6 separate regions of the Mus musculus genome follow, and regions 2, 3, 4, 5 and 6 are each linked to region 1. A link is a loop called in an ENCODE intact Hi-C map of the cell type or tissue named here. Cell type or tissue: heart. All regions are shown on one strand. Region 1 has its middle 93 kb from the start of Gm42291. Region 2 has its middle 110 kb from the start of Gm12519. Region 3 has its middle 46 kb from the start of Gm42291. Region 4 has its middle 17 kb from the start of Klf4. Region 5 has its middle 120 kb from the start of Gm12519. Region 6 has its middle 78 kb from the start of Gm12511.

Region 1 (4,000 bases):
CTCTTTCCATGTGTTGTGCATCAGTCATCAGTCACTTCTGTGGTGAAGAAGGAACACAAAAAATTTTACAACTAGATCGGAGGAGGGGGGGCACATATTTATCTGAAAGATGGCCCGACCCTCAACAACAGTCTTGATGACCTCTGAACATCAATTATTTGCAACATAGGGACATAATGTATCTAGACAATACGATGAAACACCAGGACACTGAATAGCTAAGTCTCAAGTTGAATTAGTGCAGTGCCTTTGTCTTTGTGAAGTTGGATCTACTGGAGTTGTACACAGAAAAGGAGCTCTGCATCTCCTCTTTCTGTCCCATTTTTTAACCAAGCCTTTCTTCACTGTGGTTTTAGCTTCAGGAGAAATTAAACAATGCTAGTTTTAAAGAGACCATAATCTAGGCAAATTCCATTCATCCTTTGTCTCCTTTGATGATCACAGTAATAGGTTAACTCTCCCCTTTCCACATGGAAGGTAGGACAACTCTGTGGAGTTCCCAGTCTCTTTTGGGCCTTTGCAGTAAACTCTCTTCTGTTCAGTTAGACATTGCTTCACTCCTACCTGGAAGAAGCCTTTAGACCCAGACTGTGTGAGCACAAATCCACAAAGGACTTGCCCCAGGTCCTAGAGCCAGCCAGCCTAGAGGTTTAGATTGTAAGGCTCCAGAAACTTCAGGCAGGGCCCCCCTGCCCTTCAGCCCTTTCCTTACACATAAAAAAAAATCAAGGTCAAGAGAACCCTTTCCCAGAGGGTCACACAAACCTTGAGTTTGACAAAGAACCCTCAGAGGCTGCTCTCTTGATGGCATTTCTAACCAGGGCTTTTGTGCGGAGAAGATGGCATTGGAGGGAGCCTGGCATTTCAGGGGCTTAGCTCCTGTTTATCCTTGAATCTTCTTGGAGTCCCTGAGGCTATAATATCCATTTAGAAAGATTAAAGAGGATGTGATCGGGCCAGGACAGAAAGAGAGGTAGGGAGGTAGAGGAAGAAGAAAATAGAATTCTCTAGGACTTAGAATTAAGAGCCTAAGATGCCTCCTGAAGAGGATGCCCTCCTAAAGACACAGTGCTCCTTGGGAAGTCTCCAGCAGGTGAAAGGCTTGGATGGGCCTTTTTTTTTTCCCTCCATGAACTTGGTTTTTCTTTCCCACATTCTCAGGTGTGCTGGGAGGCCCTGGGAAGCCAGCAGACTTTTTCAAAAGACACTTCCACCTCCTAATCTCTTTGCCTACAAACCAAATATTGATCTATTTAGTAAACCAGCCAGTGGAGGAGAGCTTGTATAGCCCTGTTTATTCAGCAGTTGGGCCCCCCTGACAGCTGTTCACTGGGGGATTATGAAGTCACGGCAGTAATTACACTATAAACAGGGGATGGGGGAGAAGAAAGCCAGAAAGTGAACTGTGAGCTCTGTTACCAGGCAACATAAAATATGTAACCGGAAACCCAGCAAGCACGTACATTTCCCTAAAAGCCTCCCAGATGTCCTCACTTTGGGGCCAATGTTCAATTTCAGTTTCGATTTGTTTATTTATCCATCTTCAGATTGAAGACTGGAGCTGAGAATGTTGGAAGAGAAAAGAAACGAATCGAAACAAAACAACAAAACAAAACAAACTGCAGGGGAGAGTAGAGTTGAGCATTCCACCCAGTGTCCCAGCCTACAGGAGAAGGCTGAGGCCCCAGGTCCCTGCTATAGCAAGCTGTAGAGATCAGTGCACAAGGAGGTGGCTAACCCAGGCTTCTTCAGCTAAGACAGCTACAGGATAAGCAGCAAGGGAGAGAGAAGAACAGAAAAGGAGAGAGTGAGAATAAGGAAATAGAAACTGGAACCCACATAAAAGAAACCCTGGAGTCCCCTCGGCCACAGCCCCACCTAGTGGTTGCCCCATGTCGTCATAGACTCTAGTCCCTAAGGCATCCAGCAGCCCTGACTTTGTTCCAGTAGCTTTATCAGAACATGCTAATGCTAAGCTCACATCAGGTTCCCTGTTCTCAACACTTCTCCAAGCCTGTTTATTAAGATTCTAAGTTCAGAAGTGGATGCTCACGGTCAGCTATTGGATGGGTCACACGGCCCCCAATGGAGGAGCTAGAGAAAGTACCCAAGGAGCTAAAGGGAACTGCAACCCTATAGGTGGAACAACATTATGAACTAACCAGTACCCCGGAGCTTTTGTCTCTAGCTGCATATGTATCAAAAGATGGCCTAGTCAGCCATCACTGGAAAGAGAGGCCCTTTGGACTTGCAAACTTTATATGCCCCAGTACAGGGGAACGCCAGGGCCAAAATTGGGGGGGGGTTGGTATGGGGGACTTTTGGGATAGCATTGGAAATGTAAACAAGGAAAATACCTAATAAAAACAGAGAAAAAAAAGATTCTAAGGATCTGGAAAAGGACTTCAGAGTCCCATCAAGATTTGTAGCAAAGACCAGGATGACCTGTGTTTAAATTGGCCTGGCTTCTTCCAGTGCTCTACATGAATCTTGTTGTTTCTCCATGTTCCACGTGGAGCATGCACGCCCACACATAGACACACATTGGTCCCCACCTGGAAGAACACTTCTGTTGAGTCCTGTATTGTAAGCTAAACATTAACAGATTGGGAATATTCAATCTGGACAAGCTTTATCTAAAACAGAACAACAACACAATCAACATGACATGAACCACATTGGTGCTGTCTGTCAAGAATGCTGTCCACCAGTATTTTCAGACAGGATAGCTCAATAACCTGGAATTTACCAGATAGGTAAACTGGCTGACCAGCAAGTCCCAGGAATCTATCACTGCTGCTTCCCCTTTGCTGGGGTTACAAAGAAACAACCATGGCCATGTGGGGTCTGGGGATCAAACGCAGGACCTCATGTTTTGCTTTATAAACACTGTATCTCCCCCGCTCCCGAGAGTCTGGTATTTTTAGCAGAATTAACCACCTCTCCCAACTCTAGTCCTCTCTCTCTCTTCAAAGAGCTTCAGAGGTGTGCCAGAGACTGACAGAGAAGGCTTGTGGAGGCAGAGTTCATATTTCCAGGAACTCTGCAAATACATTCACATGTTGGGAGTTTGAAATACACTATCACAAAAGTACTTCCACCAAAATATAACCAAGCATTGCCAATCAAGCACTTCTTTTCTTACCCTGTCCCAGACTAATGGCTGACAAGTGTACCACTGACCTTGACAGACTGCTTTCAACTTCCCTTCAGAGTCAACATGGCATGGAGGTAGAATCCTGAAGGAACAGAACTCCGCTGAGGCTTCCACACAGGAAAATACCAAAGTAGACACGACCCCAGTGCGGTCTGAAAAGCAAAGATAGAGTTTTAGTTCTTCTCAACTGATTTCCATGTAGAGTAACCAGGCTGGTTGACTGAGAATATTTCCTTTGGGATGGATTCTTATTATGTCCACAGGTCACCCTGAGAGCCAGACACTGAATGGCCAGGTTGTAACAATAAAAATAGGCAATAAATAAATCCAGGTCATTGAACACGCTGCTGTCACCACCTGAGCCTTTAAGGTAACTCAGCACAGCAGCTGGACAAACTAAATCGTTCTGTTTTGTTTTCTTTTCAACCTGAGAAAAGCTGTCGAACTTCTTCTCCTAAACTGTAATATTAACCAAAGAGGCTGTCAGTTTGGTGACAGAGATCGCTGCACTGGGCACCATGATCAGAAGGCTTGCCACTTTGGCTGTTTAGGCCTCAATTTCCCTCTCAGGCAGCTGAGATGCTTGGGGCAAAGGAGTTCTAACTGCAGATATTTAGGCATTCCCACTCAGACCAGCTCAGCAAGCAGAACTCTGCCCAGTTTTCCACAGCTCATTGGCCCATAGACTTCCTTCCCGTCACTGCTGCTGTTGTCCTGGGGATGGTTTGTTTGTTGTGAGTGACTTTGCCTGGGATGCAGGACAGATGCTGATGCTGATGCAATTGTCCCCAGCGTTGCAGCCCTGGGTCATGTTATCATAGAATCTCACTCAAGCCTGCTTTT
Region 2 (4,000 bases), 110 kb before region 1:
TCAAACTCAAAGCTGTGTGCATGGCAGATAATCATGCCACAAACTGAAAAAAACTCTTCAGCTAAATAATCCCCTTCTTGGCTTTTATAAGTTTATCCCTGGTTTAGGATACCACTGCTTAGACTGCCAAAAGGAATTCTGTTGAGACAGATGGAGCTGAACTTACCTACAGACTATTGTAACCTAGTGGTTAGATCCTAGATCTTTTAAAAAAAGATTTTTTTAATTTATTTTATGTATGAGTACACTGTCAATGTCTTCAGACCCACCAGAAGAGGACGTCTGATCTTACTACAGATGGTGTGAACCACCATGTGGTTGCAGGGAATTGAACTCAGGACCTTCTTAAGAGTAGCCAGTGTTCTTAACCACTGATCCATCTCTCCAGCCCCGATGTTACAACTTTTTAAACCCTTCCTTTTACAGATAATAGATTCTTTTAAAAAGAGTAGCTTCCTTTTATTCCGTGTTTTAAAGATTGTATCAGTCATCTTTCCTGCACTGTGACAAAATACTTGGAATAATCAATGTATAGAAAAGAAAGAAAGATTCATTTGAGTTTACCATCTCAGAGGTTTCACTCTGGGGATAGGTGGATCAGTTGCTTTGGAGCTAGGAGAGAGGCAGACCCTCAAGCCTAAGACCATGTGGTCAAACTAAGTTGGTAACTTCATGGCAGCTGGTTGAGAGCAAAGAAAGAGAGAGGAGGGCCCCAATAATGCCCTCAGGAAACTCCCAATGGCCTCACTTCCTTTCTAAGGTCCCAACTCCTAAAGATCACCGCAATAACACCTCTATCTGATGACCAAACCTTTAGCATATGGATCTTCCGACACTTAAAATTCAAGTGCCAGCAAGACTCCTGTCTCTAAAGTTTGGAACTGTCTGATGTTGCCCTCCATAGCTTAACACAATCTTCTGGTAGCCATCCCCTCTTTTGAAAGGCCTTTTGTTAGTCCACAGAGTACAGTAAATACTTTATCTGCATATGTCCCTTTCTTCTTGTACCCACTGCTATAACATCTTTAACATTTATTAGCCATTTAACATCTTTATTTTTCCTTTATTTTTAAGACAGACAAGAGATTGGACCGTGTCTTCAACGTACATTTCTTTATCCTTAGCAGCTAATACACTATCTACATTTTTAAATGCACAAGAGTATATTTATTTATTTTTCTAATTTTTCAGTCTGTTGGATGACAACCAGATGAGTGTTGAATAAGTGGAGAAGATACAGAGAGTTTATAGACGTCATCCATCCTGCTTTAGAATGCTCAGGGTGGCTTTGGAACTCAGAAGAAAGGAGAGAAAGTATGCATGTTTTATCCTATTGGTTCTCTGCCATGAGTTTCAGGATGAATCTTTTAGTTACCAATTGCTATTTTATAAATGAAAACACTTTAGGTCAAGGTCATGCTTTCAGTTAACAGAAGAACTGACATTCCAATGTAAACCTCTCAGATGTGCGCCAACGCTCTTTCCGCTCCTCCCAAGGCTAAGCTGCCTCCTTACTGATGAAGGCAACAGCAACAGCACCTCATCTTCTCGTCCAAGGCACTTCACAGCCAGCACCTCCTTGGTGCTGGCATGGCAGTTGTCTCATGGGGGATGCGTTGAGCCCTCTGCTTTGTGACAGAGCCAGCTGCAGAAAGCACAGCCAACAGCTTCCAATCAAAGGAAATCCTGCAAAAACAGCTTCAGCGATCTCCTGGGGACTCTCCCCTTCACAGACCCTGGCAATAAATAACACGCAAAAGCCATCTGCCCATTGCCAAGGTGGACTTCAAATGGGGTGGGGCAACAGTATTAGAACCTTCCACTTGGCATGTGCACTGTCAGCCCATTCCAGAAATTAGTTCACAGGGAGTAGATGAAGGGAATGCCCACTTCCCCAGCAGCTGACTCGTGGGAACTCTGAGCTTGAATTAGCAGGAGGAAAATGCAGCTTGCTAGCCTTCAAAGACCATTTTCCCAGCTAAGCCTTAGACGGCTGCTTTGACATGTGTTCAGAACTACTCCCAAACAAGCACAAACACAGCAGACTCCACTGATCAGGGCTGCAGAGCTGAAGGATGGAATCTCAAGCATGATCTGTGAGAACAGAAAGTCCCAGCACAGGCTCCACGCAAGCTACTTTAAGCTCCAGCCCTGCATCCTGTAGCCAAGGATGGGTGGCCCCGGAGCAGGAAACTCTTGGCAGCCTGCACTGCGTGCTTTGCCTGCTGACAAGAGCACACCCTGGCCTTGGTTATTGCCCTTATAAAACAGCTCGAGGAGAATGCAAGCCAAACGTTTTCAATGTGCCTGGAAGAAGAATGTTAACTATGATTGCGCAGTCGAACAGTACAGTACTGCAACAACACGCAGCGTTGCTCAGGGGAGGGGCCAGGAGATGTGGCTCAGGCTTCCTGTGGCTTCCCTGCCCTTCTCCTTCCTGCCCTCAACAGCAAAGCTTCCCCACCGCTGCCCTGACAAGGCCCTCACAGAAGAAACCAAGCATTGGGGATTTTTATGGCTGTAATTAAGAGTCAGAATCCTTTCCAGCTAGAAGCTAATAATCTCATTTGCGTTATTTTAATTTTTTATTTTAAAAAGTCTCTTTATTCTAATTAATTCACAAACAAAAACATCATGGAGCTGGTTTAAGGAAGTCAGTAAAACATTTGCTATATCCAAACTTTATACATCCAAATGAACCAATGCTAAAGCTATGGAGATTTTTTGGGGGGAGGGGGCTACACATTCGCTATTAACTACACATTCTGTTCATATTTGCAACTGTTTTTTCACTATTTGACAATGAGATCGTTTGTGATAAAAGAGAAGCAAAAATTAAAGGCTGTAGAGGTCTTCATGAAGGATGTTGCCTATTAACATTCACCCTGTAGAAGAAACCTGGTGTGGTGTATGCAGATTTCTCCACATTCATGGTCTGTTTCTACTAGGCTTTGTGGAGTATTTCCCCATATTTTAACAAATCTCTAAATTGGGGAATTGCCACCCACAAGCTGAAGAGAAACAAGTACCACAGGATATTCCTACCAGAACATATAACCCAGTCAGCCTGCTCCTCACTCAGGAGCCAGAACATGTTTATTGTACTAAAATCTCACTCAGATCACACACACACACACACACACACACACACACACACATCATCATCATCATCATCATCATCATCATCATCATCTCAGTTTTAGTTCTGGGTTATTTTTTCTAATAATTTTAATGAGATTTAAAGAGGGTAATAAAAGCATGTGTTTGTCCCTCTAAAAGAGAACAAAACATCATCTTGCCTTACTTCATGATGAAGTATCACAAGGGTTTCAACCAAAGGAAAAGGACAGGTGACATCACTGTTTCTTGTTTCTCTGAAAATTTGGACCATAAAATAGAATAAATTAAGAACTATGGGAACGGGCTGGAGAGATGGCTCAGAGGTTAAGAGCACTACTGAATGCTCTTCCAGAGGTCCTGAGTTCAATTCCCAGCAACCACATGGTGGCTCACAACCATCTGCAATGGGATCCGATGCCTTCTTCTAGTGTGTCTAAAGACAGCTACAGTATACTCACATACATTAAGTAAATAAATAAAGGATTTTAAAAGAGAACTATGGGAACAATAGGAAACTATTACTATTTGATGACTACTTAGATAAGAGTAACAGTTGTCAGCACTATTAGGAATCTGGCTTGAAGAAATGGCCCAAAAGTTAAAAGCTTATACTGCTCTTTCTGAGAACTGGGGTTCAGTTCCCAGAACCCACAGTGTGTAGCTACTTAAATGAAACTGTAGAAGATTCAAAGAGAAGTATATAAAATCCAGAGAAGTTTTAAATTCCTAGATGAGATGACCAGATAAGGAAGCAATCTTCCTAAAATAATGTATAAGTGTAAAGGTAACAAAATAGGATTTTTTTCTTACATTAGGAAAATTGTTTATCCTGAGAATGCTGAAGGAGTGAGCAAATAGGCAAGCCAATGTTTAAAACAAT
Region 3 (4,000 bases), 140 kb after region 1:
AAAAATCTAGGTTGGCTTTGCTAATAACAAAATAGACAGTCAAAATTATTAATAGAAACAAAAAGATGTTATATAATGTAAGTATTATACCATATAAGTAACTGATGTTATATAACATAAGTATCAGTCCATCAGTGTTCCATTAGTCAGGTACAGTAACTATAAACATACGTACTTATAATGATAAGGCTGAAAATAAAGCAAACAAAAGCTTACAGAGCTAAAGAGCAACTCAGTGTAACTGGTAAGTTTCACCATCACCTTTCCAGTGATGCAGAAACTGGGGCAGAAGAAGGATGTAGAAATGTAGAACTTTATAGACACCACCTATATCTACGGGCCTGAGCGACTATTCCTCCCCAAAGCATCAGAGTCATGTTGTTCAGGCTGAAAACATGGCTCAGGAGACCACAGCACTTGCTACTCTTGCAGATGACCCCTGTTTGTTTCCTAGCACCTACATGGTAGCTCCCAACTGTCTGGAACATCAATTCCAAGGGATCCAATGCAGTCTGCTTAATGCACACATGCATATATACATACACACATAATTAAAAATAAATAAATCTGTTTAAAAAATAAATATTTTCCTCCAAAACTTAAAAAATTCTCAGAAAGGACTATATTTCTAACCATAAAACAAGTACATAAAGACATTTAAAAGGGCTAAAATCATCCAAAGTATGTTTTCTGAATTCATCAGAATAATCTCAGAAATGGGTAAGAGGAAAAATCAGAAATGTGAGGAAATTAAACAAAATATCAGAGGGTTAAAAAGAAATGAAAGGATACACCTAGAAAATACTTTAAGATGAAAGATATTCACCATATCAAAGCTTATGCAACAGAACTTAGGCCTTGCTTAGAGGGAAAGTCACAGATGAAGTCACCTATACTGGAGGTTCCTTCCGAGGGATAGAGAAAAACGTGAGCAAGAAGCGTTGAGCAGAAACAAATGCAAAAGAAAATATAAAATTAGAAAACAAATTAATGGGATTAAAGTTGTTTTGCTGTAAAGCTAACAACATTGACAAACCTTTAACTGGACGGACCAATAGAAAAGAGCGTCGCCCTGTCCCGGTGGCCATCTGTTACTGATCCAAGTCAGGAAGAAAATCATCTTTGCTTATAATATCCATCAGACCTAAGACACATCGGATGCAACTTCTCCTTCTGTGGGGCACTATGGAAATGCATATGCTTTCTTCTAATAGTATTCAAGAATAATCACGTTGCATACTAGTGTACATAGTCTTGTCACCAAAGTAGTGGGTGTCTATGGATCATCTGGTGCCTTTACAAAGGGTAAATTTGTAAGGAAAACACAGCTGTGTCATAGAGATGGCTATGTTGTGTGGAAGAAACTTTTAGTAATGATTTATATCTTTTCCCTCACACTGTGGTTAATATGAAGTCGTTAATTAAATTGTAAAGCCAAGTCAGTTGATAGGCGGAGGTAGGTTAACAGCACAAGTGACTGAGGAGTGGGAAAGCACAGATTGATAAGGTCTTTATCTTCTCTTTTGAGAGAATCCTTTAGAATGTGCAGCATAGAGGGAAGAGAAGTGCTGGGTAAATATATCAGGCTTGTATTCCTAGGAACTGGTTATGTCCCAACACTATGTAAGGACTAAATCTGGCTTTTAGTATCTATATAAGAGTATTCAGGAAATAATTCACATATTCAGGGCTCATAAGTCAAAGTATTAGACAAAGAGTAATGGCAGGATAAGGGCAAGGAATATAGAGCGGCTTTAACAGAGGACGATCACTTCTCTACGGAAGTGAGACATGTGGCAGAGTGCAAAGCTGAGAGGGTCTTTACTTAACGCACAGTCCTCCTGCTGCGTAGTGAGGCTTCAAGTTCAGCGTGCTCTCTGTCCTGCTAAGTGGCTCCTTCCAATACCACAGATAAAGGCTAGAAGAAAGAGCAAAGTCAACTGCTATATCCCAGTTTGAACTTGATGACTTCTGGCCCTGAGAAATGTTTCCCTCCAAAGATCTTCGAGTTTCCGAGCTGGCACTAGCCAAACGCAGAGTTATGTCTAGTGCCACCTAGTGAAATGAATGAATACTTAGCTTTTACAAACCAGAACTAAGAAAAGGCTAAAAGCATAAATCAATAAACATAAAAGAAGGGAAAAATATAACTGGAGCGAGGGAATGCCTCACCCATTATTTCAGTAATGGGATCTATGGTTCAGCTAATGGAAGGGATCTTTATATTTAAACAGTTCTTCATGAAATTACTATCCCAAAGTCTTGGTTGGCTTTTAGGAGAGAAAGACATCTGAGTTAGAAGAACTAAGTGTTAGTTTTGAAGGTGGGAGTTGGAGCCCACTAATGGAGAAGAGGGGAATGTGAAATTGTGTATTCTTTTTTGCCCAGTCCCATTCAAGGGTACTGAGCTGAGCATGTTCACTTCTGTCAATTTCTTACTTGGTAATTTTGTATTGTTCACTCGTAACTGACAGCATTAGAATATGTTGACCCTCGATATCAACAATACACTCTGTGTCAACTTCTGGATCTCACATTCATATGCATGCACTCGCACATACACACATACAACACAAATACAAATATAGATATATAGATTACACACACACACACACACACATACACACACAAGCATGATTGCCAGTACATACACAAAGATAGCAAATGACTCAACCTCACTTTCAAAGCAGTTCAAGGTACTCTGTCTTTGAACAAGCAATTGAAAATACCTGCAGAACCTTGAGAAGATAGATGCCAGGGGTCAAGTTTGAGGCAGAGCTGCTACTGACCAGGCTGGCTGCAGAAAAGGGACCTGAGGACATCAGAGTCAAGCTGGCTTGACCCTCACAGTGGGGAGGGGGTTGAGCAGGGGAGACTCTGGGCTGTCTCCTGCTCAAAGTTAAAATGATGCTGGTAGCATATTCTTTAGCTGTTGGAATAATTTTCTCATCACTTCTCACATTCCTTGCTATCGCTCCCTTATGGATGAGGCCTGTAACCTTATTTCAAAGCTCCCATTCTCTCTGAGACAACTCTAAGACCTCAGAATGTGTTGTAACAGACACTGGATGAGATTATTCCCATGAGTCCAAACCGATGTTTCAAAGAGTAAACTGGCTGACCACCTGCTTTATTTGCTGTTTCCTCATCCCTAAGGAATGAGCCTCCCCTCTGGCTACCTGACCTACAAGGTTGGATGAAGGGAGCCAAAAAGCTATTTCTCTATACTGATGCCCCAGGAGCTAACTCCAGCTGGATTCGTAACCTGCAAATTGTACATTGGTGATGCCTATGTACTCAAGCCAGAAGGATCTGATGTAGCTGAATGCCACGCCTGAATGAGAACTTGCCATCTCATCCTGAAAACTGGCAAGCTGGGTATGTAAACGCAGAGATGAGTTATCCATCCCACTTTTGAAATACTCTCATTCTGTAGCAACTATGGCTAGAAAAGTACAATTGTTATCAAGAGATAAGACTAGAGGAGAACTATTTATTAATTCTAAAGAGGTATTCACAGCTGGGCTGGGGAGATAGCTCAGCTAATAACGTGCTTGCATTCTAAGTAGGAGGAGCTCAGCTCAATATCTTGGATCCATATTAAAAATACAGTCATGCATATGACTCCCACTTGTAATCTCAGCTCTCAAAGGGTAAAGATAGGAGGATACCTGAAGCTTACTGGTCTCCTTGGTAAGTTCCAGGACAGTGATTGACAGCTCTCTGGAGAGAAGAGCCTGAGAAATGACAGCTCAGGCTGTTGTCTTGCCTCCACACACATGCACACATATGCATGTATAGGCACGTGTAAAAGGGCACAGAGAGGTGGGAAGTAATGTCCTTGAAAGATGACTGATTCCAAGTGTCCCATGTTCATATAGATAAAAGAGTGTGTCACTAGGGATCCTTTGCAAGGCAGAAGACACACACCGATGAGCCAATGAAAACCGTAAACACGCAGAGCTTAGGTACAGTTTGCATCCGTGGTCAGCAGTCAACG
Region 4 (4,000 bases), 710 kb before region 1:
TTATTACATCAGTGCTCATATACTTCTTGTTTAAACTGTTTTGCCTTTAAAAAAAATTTTTGTGACAGAGTCTTGGGGAAACAGCCCATGCTGGCCTCTAACTTTCAATCCTCCTGCTTCAACCTCCTGAGTGTTGGGATAACAAGCACGGACTACCATACTCAGTAGGACTAATTACAAACACCGTACCAATGCCCTTCTCATCATAGCCCTTTACTTCTGGTACAGAGAGCACCAGAAAACCCAAAACAAAACAGACCCCCCTAAAAAAAAATCCCAACAGATCAGTCTGGTGAGGTTACACTTCACTTGCCTGTGCCTTACACGCCTACAGTCCCAGAATTTGGAAGGTGAAAGAAGAGGGGGTGAGGTCCAGAGTATGTGAGACCCTTTTAGAAAAGAAGCAGAAGCAAACAAACACATAAAAACTCCTAATAGATTTCCATGGTGACTCTTGTCTCCGTTCACGCTGACTGTTGAATTAGATGCCCCAGAACAGGACTGAAAAAGAACATGTCCAAGAAGACCCATTCCCCCCTCTCTAGGCAAAGTGCCAACCTTTAGCGAGAGCACACAAGTGGCAGGTGTCCCAGGAGGTATCCTCTGATAAAGTCAAAGTCTGGGAAAGGGCGTGAAGGCAAGCTCTCCCCAATCCACCAAATCTGCACACTGCTCCATTCCAGCGGGAACTAGTAACTCACCCTGAGAGATGTGCCTGCTGTACTGGGTCCAAGGGAAGTTATAGGATAAAGACCTCTGGCAACTGGTAAGTCTGTGTACACTAACACTTTCTAACACGATCACTTCAGAAAGAATGTGAGATGTGTGTGGGAGAGGTGTTAAGGAGAAATGAGAGCACATGGTCCCAGTAGTCCGAGCTTCCTACATGGGCTGAGATGTGGCTTAGTGGGTACTTTCTTCCCTCTTAAGTGTCTGAGAACACAGTAGCACACGTTGTCTGAGATGACACACACACACTAAATAAGGAAAGAAATGGGGAAAATTAAGTTGTACTCTGACCTTATTACAGGAGCTGCAGCATATAAGCCACCGCCCCAACTCCACTTAAAAACCTAGTTTTCTGCATTGCAAGCTGCCTGAGTGAGCAAACATGACTGCCACAGGCAAAGATCTATAGACCGCTGAGCATCTGCTATGTGTTGTCAAAAAAGGACCCTGGATCTGCTGGTTGACTGTGTGAGGAGTAAAGTCTCTCTTTGCACCTGTTTTGTGTGTGTGTGTGTGTGTGTGTGTGTGTGTGTGTGTGTGTGTGTGTGTGTGTAGTACTGTTGCTCTTGGGCCCTGACAGCTGATGTCACAGCTAGGGGCTTTGCATTTCTTACTTGGGAAGCAGATAAGATCATTACTATTTTGCAACGAGGAAATGAAGTTCAGAGAGAAGACAGTTGAGTTTACAGCCACAGGTGACAGTATCCCACCTGGGCAGTCGGATTTCTTCTCTGTGGGAAGGTAAATGAGGGGGGTTGTAGCTCTGCTGTCCAAGACCTACGTAGCATGCACAAAATCCTGTCTTTAATCCTTGGTACCAAAACGATAAGAAACAAACCCAGAACCCTGTCCTCGTCTGCAGCCCACCCACTCCTTCTCTGAAATGATCGTACGACCTCCCAGTATTCATCCGCCAAGAAGAGGCCTGGGAATCAAGTTTCAGGAGCCCCAAACCAAGTACTGATGAGAGTCAAAATGAGAAATCCCGTACAAGAGTCAGTCTAGGGCTTGGGTCTAGGCTCTCCCTCCTGCGGCCGCGTTACTGCAAGAGGACCGGCGGGAGGCGCTGCAGACCGCGCCGCACCCGCCTCCAGCTCAAGCCCTCAGGCCTCCCGGGCACCGGGGCCGCCCAAGAGCGTCGCGGACTCTGGGCGATCGGCTCTTCCGCCAGCCACACCCTACGATCTTCCATTCCACCTCCTCTTGGAGAGGAACAGGGACGCTAAGGAGTTCTTCCGGGCGTGGCAGGGGACCTGGAATACGTTGGTGCGCTCCGGCAGAGCGAGAACTGCCCTCAGCGGGGACTCCAGGCGGAGCCCGATGCTCACTGGGTCGCGCATGCGCCGCTTTCCAGTCCAGTCCCAAGTCTCCTCCGCCAGCTGTAGCGGAGCGGCTCGCACCGCATCCCACCCCACAGGGAACCCTATTTCCGACTTTGAATCCCAAAGTGGATAGGCTGGTTCTGGGCTTGCATTGCAGCCAGCAGAAGCCCAGGCAACTGACACTCCAGTCTCCGGGGTGGGGACCCTGGTCGTCTCTGCTGATTCCCCCAAAGCTAATTGCCTCAGGAGAAGCACGTAGACCATCCAGGTGCTGGGCAGAGAGGAAAGGTGTTTCTGAGAGTTAGCTTATAATAATACATCAGCATGCACGTTGGATTTCCATTTTCGCTTTTTCATAGCTTTCCAATCCCCAAGGACTCTGTAGAAATTCAGGTGTGTGATTGTTATGTGTGTGCCACAGATAGCGATGGAAGAACTGCCCAGAACTTGTTGACATTCATTAAAATACAAGCTAACATCCTCACACGTTTTAGACCTACAGTATTAGGAACAACTCATCATGGCAAAGTTACTCGCCCAACATCTGTTCATTCCAATGGGAGGGTTTCTTTCCTGCCAAGAATTTTATGAATTTTATATAGGAGCTTGGTCCTGTTTGGGGAAGGTAGAGAAAGCCTGCCAAAGCGGCCTGGAAGAACTAAGGGATGATTCGCTTGTGACTTTGAAAAGGCTCTTGACGCTGGGAAAGTCGCCCTTCGGAAGAACACAGAAAAACAAAATCCCAAACAAGTGGCACGTGACCAGAAACAGCAGAGCAAGGTCAAGGCCCAGAGTCTGGCCGACCCACACGATTCTGTTCTAGCTTTGTTCAGAGAGGGTCTAATCCTTTGTGGAGAGAGGGAGGGTATTATGGGCCTGAAACCCAAACAACTCCTATCTGGGGATGCTGCAAGCTCCTTTCATTTCACACAGACCAGATAGGAGTAATCGTTCATCACCCAAACTCCTGTTAATCTCTGCATCTCCAATCCATTGTCTTCTCAATTGGAGTCTGCTGACTGGAAAGTTTATCTCCCGAAACCCATCATCAGGGGTGCTTGGAAGCCATCAGAGGGAAAAGGGCATCCAGTGAGTTAGCCCTTGAAACATTAATGATTACCTCTGGACTCAATGCGGGTTTGTTTATCCAAGCAGATTTCCAATAGGCTTCTCCTTAGCCATTGAAAGAACTATCTACTGTAGAGTAGGTCTGACGTGAGCAACGGGCAGGCTGTCCTTTTCCATCCGAAAGGCCACTGCAGAGTCTTCACACTAAGTGGAATGGGCTGTGCTGTCGTCATTCCGGGATTTCAGATGAAGTATGTCATGGTATTGTCTTCACTGTGTTGTGTGATGGAAGAGAAATAGAAGAAACAATCCTGATATGTTTTAAATAAGTATCAAGAGGAAACCAAGCAGGGTAAAGAGCTAAAGACGAAGCAGCAAAGCTCTTTTAGTACAATCTGGAAAGAGTAACTCCTAGACAGCATTCCTTCTGGAATGTCCTTAGTGTGAACAATCACCTCAACCATGAAGTTTTGAACATTCTCCATAAATATGCAGAGAGACGAGAGAGAGAGAGGGGGGGAGAGAGTGAAGCCATCACTTCATTGCTCAATTGCTTTTCTTCTGTTTCAGTTGTCCAGCCTCATCTAGGTTCTCATGTCTGTCCCCCCCCCCCCGCCCCAGAATGAGAAGAACTGTAATCTCCCATGATTATCACAGGGACTGAATGAGAAAAATGCATAAAATGCTGAGCATGGGAACGCTAGGACGGAAGCCTCCACACATGCTGGCCTGTCTTCATTGCTGATCACTTGAATGGTGTGTAGCTGCTTCTGAGGTTACACTAGGACTATCGTAGCCAATGCCCCACTGTTGGCCAAAGAGAGGACATATGCTTATGAGCCAAAGGAGAAAGATGAAACAGTAGCAAATAAGACTCAACA
Region 5 (4,000 bases), 100 kb before region 1:
ACTTCCATTAACCTTCTGCAGCTACAGCCATCCTTCCACAGCATCAACATCTGAAAACATGTAAGGCAACATGACCAGTCCTTATCTTCTAAAGGGCTTTGGGGACGATGAGCCACATTAGGCTTTTTAAAGGCAGAGTCTGTCTTATTGTGGACTTCCCAAGTCCCCTGCCGCTTCTCAGCCCCCTACACAATCATGTGGGCACATCACTGGTGTGGTTTGGCATCCGATGCCTCCTCGTCTCTGCCTTCTTGGTTCCATTTCAAACTCCTGGGAGAATCGCCGTGCCTGATACGGTTGATTTCAAAGCCAACTTTAGACGATGTGAATAATTAAAATCACGAAACTCAAACTCTCGGGTGAAACATTTCTGAGTCCTGTACTGAGAGGAAACTTGAACACTGAAGCGGCCAAGAGAAGGCAAACCACAGCCAAATGAAAGGGGCTAGCATCTTAGGTACTACAGACAGTTAAACATAGCAAGCAGAAAGGCAGCAATGTTTGTCTTGTGTCTGAGCCACAGGGGTTGGGGGGGGGGGCGGCGAATACCAGGCAAACACTAACACTCTGTGATTCAGCTCAGGTTTGGTGGTGGTCAGCTCAGTTTGGTGGGGGTCAGCTCAGCCAGTGAGATAATTCCAAGCAAGTGATAGACCGACTGTCTTCTAAGGCTGTGGAAGAGATGAACATTTGAAGGCTCCATAGTGTCTTTAAATACAAGTAAATTAAAGGTCTTTGGGAAGACCCAGAATAGTTTGTGTAGGGTCCTGTGGTTTCCTAGCGCCTGCACCCTTTAATTCTGCAAAAAGCATGTGCTGAAAACTTAGCACAGATTGCCTCCTATTAGGCAGCTGACGCTTGTGGGATCTGAGAGCTCCTTCCACACAACGAGCACATCCACAAAAAAATATATATATACACATGCTTATCCACACACATACACACACACACAGAGGCCCACAGGTTCACTCCAGCCGTGAATGTATACATTTTGAGAATATACACACTTGCCACACATTCACATTGCATGAAACTAGGCAGGGAAGTATGGGAACTTAACACTAAATATAAAAGCCAAGAACTTCATAATAGGGCTGAAAATGTGATTTGAGGTAAAACCTGATCAGACTTAATTATTTCCCTATGTGTTGGTTCTATTGGTTTTTGCAATAATTAGCACAGTGGCCTTTTGTCAAAACTAGAAAAATCCAGACATATACACTCTGAAGCTGTCTTTGAGACAGACAAATGATAGATGTCCACTGGAATAGGTTCAGAAGGATAAGAAGGGCTTTCCATATCCATTAACATCTAGAATATCTATAAGTAGTCACCCTTTTCTGTACGCCTCTAACGAAAGTATCCAATACTTTGAGGAAGTTCATTATCTCAAGTGGCTAGGAAAAGAGCCAAATAGAAAATCTTAGCAGAGTTTCCAACCATTTTCTTTAGGACAGTCTGTGTCTGATATATGGTTAGGACATTGGAAGGTCTATACAACATTAATTTAATACCCTCTTCAAGAACCCATCGACTCAATATCCCTGGTGACCGCTGCTGTGGACACCCTGAGTTCAGCTGCCGGCTTTGCTCCTGGAGATCTTTTTATGTGCTTGCCCACTCCCTACTCCAAGGTATGGTTCTGTGGGAAAGAAGGAGGGATTGCTGTTTCCCTAGCTGCCAAAAAAGAGGAAATGGAAGTGAGTCATTCTGGAAATGAGAGGTTTCACGGGCATGCTGGAGCAAGTCTGAACACTCAGAGAGTACATTGTCCTTGCAATGACTGGATGTAACCCCTGGGCCTGGTCTAGTACAGCACAAGTCCTAAGCCTGCTTACAAAGTGCAGCCATTGCAGACCTAGGCTTAACTCTGAAGACAGTAAAATTTTATACATCTAGAACCAACGTTTAGCTTCCTCCTCTTAGTCAATGGACACAACAAGCTTCTCCTTGCCTGGGTTTACAAAACGTCAGAGCAACACTGGAGAGGAGGGGCCTTCTTGTTTTAGGATGGCAGTGGTTACCCTTCGAATCACCCAGGTAGTGGAAGGATTCAGCCTGGTCTTTTGGTTCCAGGGTTCCCCTACCACACACTCTCGAAGAGGCTAATGCACTGCACACACACCCCTGTCTTTCCCATGCCCTTACCTGGAACATTATCAAACATTACTGACTCACTGCTCAGCCAGGCGGTGTATTCTGCCTATCACCATGAGATCTTTATTTCAGATGCTCAGCTGTCATGGGCTTTCAACACAGTCAACAAAGCCGCAGCTTGACCGCAATCTACCATATCTATGTTTTTGGTCATAATTTCACGCCTGAGATCTAGCCTTGTAGCTACACAGTTCAGCTGAACCTCTTTGCCTGGCATGTTCTTAGGCACTCTAAAGTCAGCATGTTAAAGAACTGAAGCTGTATGCCTCCATTCCCTACCTTATTTTTTATAGTTTACAAAGCAAGATTCAGCTGACAAGATGAGACAAGCAGTCTGTTTCCCTCCCCTCTCTTGTTCTTTCTTTTTGTCATTGAAGGTCATATGGTCTCTGTCACAACTAGTCAACCCCACTATTTAGAGGTAAAAGCAGAAATAGACAAAGTGTCAATGAATGTGTGTGGCTGTGTTTCAATAAAACTTTATTTATAAAAATGCACAGATTACATTCATCTTGTAGGCTGTGAACCAGCCATTCCCACACTAGCCAGAAACTCCTGAGTCATTGTAGACTCAGCCCATAATCATCACACCCTCCAATGCTTCCCTAAGTTTTACATGCTTTTGCCTCTTACATGCATCTCAAGGCTCTTTCTTTCCATTTTGCTATCATTCCCTTTAGAGGAATGGTATCAATTTGTGTTATTACTTTCTGTGTTTATTGAGCAAATACAACTGTACTCAGAGAGCCAAAAGCAAGCATATCACACAGCTGTGTCCTGTGGTGTCCTTTGCTTTTCTCTCTCATTAACCCAGGACATTCTTCTAGGGTACAGCTTATAAAGCACACGTACTGTAACTGCTGAGGGGTTGGTGATGAAAAGGAAACATATAGTCCTTCTCCACACCACTTCTATAGCAGAAAAGACATGCCATTTTAAAATCTGTAAACATCACAGTCTCTGAAAGTGAGTTGGTTTTATCTACTTACTAAGAACTCCTAAGTTGAAGGGGTGTATGACACCTCACTCTTCTCTGAGTTGCTGCTGGCAGTTCTTGGTTGCTCAAGCAGCCAGGGTCATTTTCTTTAGTAGTGTAGGCACTGGTTGGTGCCATGCTTACATAACTAGTTTTCTCCAACCCAACACCCATGTTTCAGTGGATAGACCAAAAAAAAAAAAAAAAAAAAAGAGCCAAGCAGGAGCAGAACAGTGATTAGGTGATTAGAGAGGGAAATGGTGGTGAATATCATCCACATACATTACATACACTGAAATCATCAAAGAAGTATACTGCTCTCAAGAGTACTCCAAAATTAAAAACTAATTAACAGACAATGCCAAAGTGAAATTACATACACTCACATATAGTATATTTGAATGTAAACAAGTTATTTTAAAAATATGTGCCAAGACAAAAATCATCTTACCTATAAGAAATTACATACTGTAGTTGCTTCTGAGATATGCATTTAGGGATTTGAGCACATTCTTAGTTTACCTTTTGAAATTTCTGTGTATTGTAAATATTGATAACTTAGTTTGCATTTAAAAAGGTTAAGTAAACCCTGTCTCCAAAAACCAAGAAAAAAAAAGAAGGTTAAGTAATTTAAACTTGTATAGAAATGATGAGGATGCCATACAAAATCTGAAATGTATTCCTATTATGGCAATTATGTTTGACATAAAAAAGAAGCAAGGAAAAGAGCCTCCCCTTTTAACTGAAGTGACCAGAGTGCATTTGTAACTAAGTGCACAGGATGCTTTGATACATAAAATCTTATCATGTTTGGAAGAAGCTGGGTCTTTTGAGTCTAAAGAAGTTAAAACCTTTCACTAAAATAGA
Region 6 (4,000 bases), 570 kb before region 1:
ATCATATGTCACGGCAGAGGAGCTGAAATCCAAGCTTTATAACCCTTCTAAATGGCTCGAGCCTTTGTGATCTGCTAAAATAACGGAGAGACTTATACAGCCCAGGCTCTGAGAGCAGATACCATGGGTGCTAAAGCTGCTGCAACACAGTTTTAAAGGACATTTTTGGACTTTTTTTTTTAATTAAAAAAATTTCTTGAGTCCCAAATGATCTCCCCTGTTTCCTTAGGTGGGTTTAGATCTCAGTTCCATTTTTTTTCAAAGTTCAACTGAACTGGCATTTCCTGTGGCCTAAAAATGTCTTCAATTAAAGGCGAGGGAAAAAATGTATTTTTTTTAATCCTCATCAAACCAAAAAAAAAAAATGGCTGAAGGGATTTTATTCAAACTTTTCCCCAAAATTCACCTTTTGCCAAGACCCAGCATGGAAAATTTCAGCCCCAAAGGATCACTCGTTGGCAAGTTACCCGAGCTAATGAAAACAGAGAGGCATAAAGAGAGTCTGTGTGTAGCTCTAACGATAGTGGCCACTGGAGCCCACATTGTACGAGAAGAAGGGCCTCATTCAATGACCCCCTTTTATGTCGTTTTTTTTATCTTCAATATGGATGAGTCTTGGATTTGGAGTGGTCACAAACAAAAAGCACTTACTTTATGAATATAACGTGGGCAGTGGCATTATTTCAGTGGCTTTCCATAGTCCCGACTGACTTTTGGAATAGACTTATTGTAAATGAAGAGATAAGGCTTGCTTCACGCAATGTTGATCCATTCATCCATTCATGCATTTGCATACTCCTTCATTCACTTGCTCATTCGTTTGCTCATCGACTTCTTAAGTGTTTACTGAGCGTCACAATGTGTGGGGCACTTTAATCCAAGTGGGGTGTACTGTGGTAGGCAAATCGAGGTGGTTTCTGCATTCGTGAGTTTATGGGAAAGAAGAAGGAAGTCAAAAAACATCTGTGGCAAATTCTGTGGGGCAGCAGATGAGGTGCTGAGACACTGAAAGTCAGAGTGATGGTCACCAGGGGCCTATACTGATCGATAAGGAGGGCAGTGAAGGGCTAATGCGTTGTGTGCATCCATTATCAATATTAAGTGAGTGGCCACTGTCCCCATACTGACCAGGCCAGTCACTATTTCTGTCCTCAGATATTCTCAGGCCAGAGGAAAAGCAGCTAGGTAGGCTTGATTGATGTCATAGTCATTAGCTACATTCGATGCAAATAGGGAAGATGGCTGATGGTCCAGAGGTTGGCTTCTGTAAGGAGTAACCATTTCAACAGACATTTGTGTCAGCGATGTAGGGTAACTGAGAAGAGGGTGTGCCATGTCTGCCTGTGAGGTACTTGTAGTCCAGTTGTGTGTTCAAGCTTCTCTCTCTGAGACCTGGGGCCTTGAGAGACAAAGCCTTTTCTTCTTCAGGACTCAGCCTCATGGAACCAAGGAGGTGCCTAGGGAAGGGTGGGTGCTTCTCTGACATCTCAGCTTTTTGGAATTTAGCCTAGTAGTTAAGAACACAGCTTCTGGAAGTAAGCTGTCTGGGTTCAAATGCTGTGCTCAGACTTTCATATTGTGGCACTTTCTGTACACTCACAGCGGGGACAATGGCATCTACCTTCCAGGGATATGGTAATGTGACTATCACTAGTCACTAAAGCTTTGACCAGACCACACATTTCTGATGTACCTCGGTTGATCTGCTGTACCTGGCTTCCCTCATCCCTTCTATCCATTCAGTCTAATTATTATGGGTCAAGAACAGCAATTGTCAGTCAGTGTGCTGGGAGCTGCAGAATCAGCCAAGTCACATCTATCCTTGGAGTCTCCTCCTCTGAGGTGGTTAAATCTCAGTCTTTCTTAGGGAATACTTCTTTGCCTCGTCCACCCGGACAAATAGATATTTGTCATCCCTGTAATACCAAAAAGTGGAGAGGGAGGGAAGGAGGGAGGGAGGGAGGGAGGGTGTCCGTTCCTTTTCCTCATAACATTTGGCTTTTTAGGAGAGTCACTGTGCCAGAAATTTTGGAATATCTTGTTACTTTAGACAACGGAAGACAGGGAGACTTCTCATTTTTAATTGGGAGTAAAAACTTGTGTATGGAGCAGAGGTGAGGTTTCCACAGGTCAGAGAACTCACCTCTGCTGGGCTGGATTGGAGCTGAGGAGGAGGGGCAGCAGAACTGAGTTGGCTTCCTTCCACGAAGTGAGAAATCGCCACGGCATGGATGATGCAACTGAACGGAGATGGTGCAGAAAGTCCTATCAGCACATTGACTCACCTCGCCCAGCCTCAGTTTCCCTTTGTGTAAAAATAAGAGGTCCGAAATTCTTGTACAGGGCACTAGGTTTACCCGAGGGCATGAGCAGGAGAATGCCAGCTGCAGACAGATTCACAGGGAGGGAGGGTGCTTGTGGGATATGAGGGCTTCCACATCTAGGCACAAGGAATATTCCTCCTTTTCTGTTTTCTGGGTCCCTGCATAGCTGGCGGCCCCAGTGAAGGGCTGTAGGGGGCAGCCTGAGTGTTCTGGCTGGGGGTGGGGTAGGGTGGGGTGGGGTGGGCAACAGCTGGACAAGTTACTGGGAAATCATATTATTTCAGACTACTAGGTATTCTAGGGGCGTAGTGATGATGGTGGATCTTTTCTGTTTTATTTGATGAAGTTGGCCTTGATAAATGCTGCTGCTTTGTTTTTTCGCTCTCCCACATGTTTGTAAATCTTCGAAACACGCAGTTCCAGTATAAAAGGGAGGTGTAGAAGGGACTTGATTTGAGCCTGGCTGGAGGCATGCAGCTTTTGGAGTGGCAGCTTGTTGTCACCTTCCCCTGAGACAAAGGCTGTATTAACCTTGGGAGCATCAGGCTTCTTGGCCACTTTCTCTGAGGCCATCCTGATGTGCATTTTCCTTTCTCATCTCTAGGGAGGCAGCACACAGAACGCAAGGCCGCCGAGGATGGAGAGGGTAGGGCTCTGCGAGGTGCCTCTCCAAGGCCTGGGTCCCCAGGTCAAGGGCAAGATGTGCGGTGCAGGCACTCCCGAGCTGGCTGGCGCAGCAGCTAGGATGCTGCGCAGAGCGCTGCTGGCGGCGTCGGGAACTGACCAGGCCGCGTGTGAGCGCCGGGATTCCTGCTCCGGCCTTAAATATGCCGGTTATTTTTATCCCCCTACGTCAGGCCAGCGAAGGCCATCCCACCAGTGGCCGCGGCAGGCTGCTACACAATGTTTCCCTTCAGTCGGGAGGGGAAATGGAGGGAGGCCAGACTTCCTGATCACATGGTGCTGAAGTCAATGAAAAAAAATGAAGGGGGACCCCTCCCTTGCGCTGGGGTGCGCGGGCCAGGGCCCCCCACCCACCCCCTCGGGCCGCGCGGCCAGGGAAGCGCAGGCTCGCGGGCGGGCGCGGGGCCAGGCGCAGGACCGGGCAAACATAAACACCAGATCGGGGCAGTAATTGGCGGCTCCGAGATCGCTGAGGAAATGAGAGGCTTGTACGAAACATCAGCCGACAAGAAACGGGGTGATGTCAGACAGCCTTCCAGGATTAGAAACCCTTAAAAGCTCCGAGCCCGCGGCGGCTGCGGAAAAGCGCTTTCGGTCCTGGCTCTGCGGGTAGGAAGCCCGCGGACTGCGGACGACTCCGGGCTCCTCTCTTCCTCGCTCTCTTCTCCTCTCTTCCCCCCCCCCCCCCCCCACCCGCTCTAGTCTCTTCTCCTTGAATTCCCTTTTTGATTTTGAACTAAAAAGAAGGGGAAAGACGTCAATTTCCATGTCTAAAGCATCTCGCCTCCCCTCCTCCCTCCTTGTATCCTGTTACTACTTTTGGACTAACAGATCCTACTCAAATCAAGCAGGAGGGGGATAAATAAAAGTTTAGCTCTGTTGTCCGAGTCTCTTCGGTTTCTTCTTACATTCTCTTAGAACTGCGAGTTGCAATACTTAGCACACACAACAGGGGTTTTCTAGCTGCTTCTCTGCTCTCCAGTCTTGAGGGC

The links. Hi-C counts contacts between places; a loop is a spot of excess contacts. Peaks named below come from ENCODE experiments on the same cell type or tissue, not always from the same donor. Only the 100,000 strongest peaks of a DNase experiment are listed, where the experiment ranks them.
Region 2: it touches region 1 in a loop (2.5-fold over the local background); 2 of 42 quality-filtered maps call a loop at or near these places.
Region 3: a loop joins it to region 1, with 2.0 times the contacts of the local background. A loop is called at or near these places in 3 of 42 quality-filtered maps.
Region 4: it touches region 1 in a loop (7-fold over the local background); 24 of 42 quality-filtered maps call a loop at or near these places.
Region 5: it touches region 1 in a loop (2.4-fold over the local background); 2 of 42 quality-filtered maps call a loop at or near these places.
Region 6: it touches region 1 in a loop (2.6-fold over the local background); 4 of 42 quality-filtered maps call a loop at or near these places.

The regions. Positions count from the first base shown.
Region 1 is chr4:56,220,780-56,224,779 of GRCm38, forward strand. No RefSeq gene overlaps it. Among named protein-coding and RNA genes, the nearest start is that of Gm42291, 93 kb to the right of the region's middle. In heart, a CTCF peak has its summit at 1,883 (motif pointing left); DNase peaks (open chromatin) are centred at 1,392, 1,882 and 3,912; H3K27ac peaks cover 490 bases.
Region 2 is chr4:56,111,745-56,115,744 of GRCm38, forward strand. No RefSeq gene overlaps it. Among named protein-coding and RNA genes, the nearest start is that of Gm12519, 110 kb to the left of the region's middle. In heart, a CTCF peak has its summit at 2,254; DNase peaks (open chromatin) are centred at 1,707 and 2,227; H3K4me3 peaks cover 452 bases; H3K27ac peaks cover 1,225 bases.
Region 3 is chr4:56,360,276-56,364,275 of GRCm38, forward strand. No RefSeq gene overlaps it. Among named protein-coding and RNA genes, the nearest start is that of Gm42291, 46 kb to the left of the region's middle. In heart, a CTCF peak has its summit at 2,069 (motif pointing left); no DNase peak of the experiment used is centred here.
Region 4 is chr4:55,513,048-55,517,047 of GRCm38, forward strand. No RefSeq gene overlaps it. Among named protein-coding and RNA genes, the nearest start is that of Klf4, 17 kb to the right of the region's middle. In heart, no CTCF peak of the experiment used is centred here; a DNase peak (open chromatin) is centred at 1,964; H3K4me3 peaks cover 1,123 bases; H3K27ac peaks cover 652 bases; H3K27me3 peaks cover 1,296 bases.
Region 5 is chr4:56,120,155-56,124,154 of GRCm38, forward strand. No RefSeq gene overlaps it. Among named protein-coding and RNA genes, the nearest start is that of Gm12519, 120 kb to the left of the region's middle. In heart, no CTCF peak of the experiment used is centred here; no DNase peak of the experiment used is centred here.
Region 6 is chr4:55,648,092-55,652,091 of GRCm38, forward strand. No RefSeq gene overlaps it. Among named protein-coding and RNA genes, the nearest start is that of Gm12511, 78 kb to the left of the region's middle. In heart, CTCF peaks have their summits at 3,099 and 3,956; DNase peaks (open chromatin) are centred at 2,380 and 3,310; H3K4me3 peaks cover 1,295 bases; H3K27ac peaks cover 1,771 bases.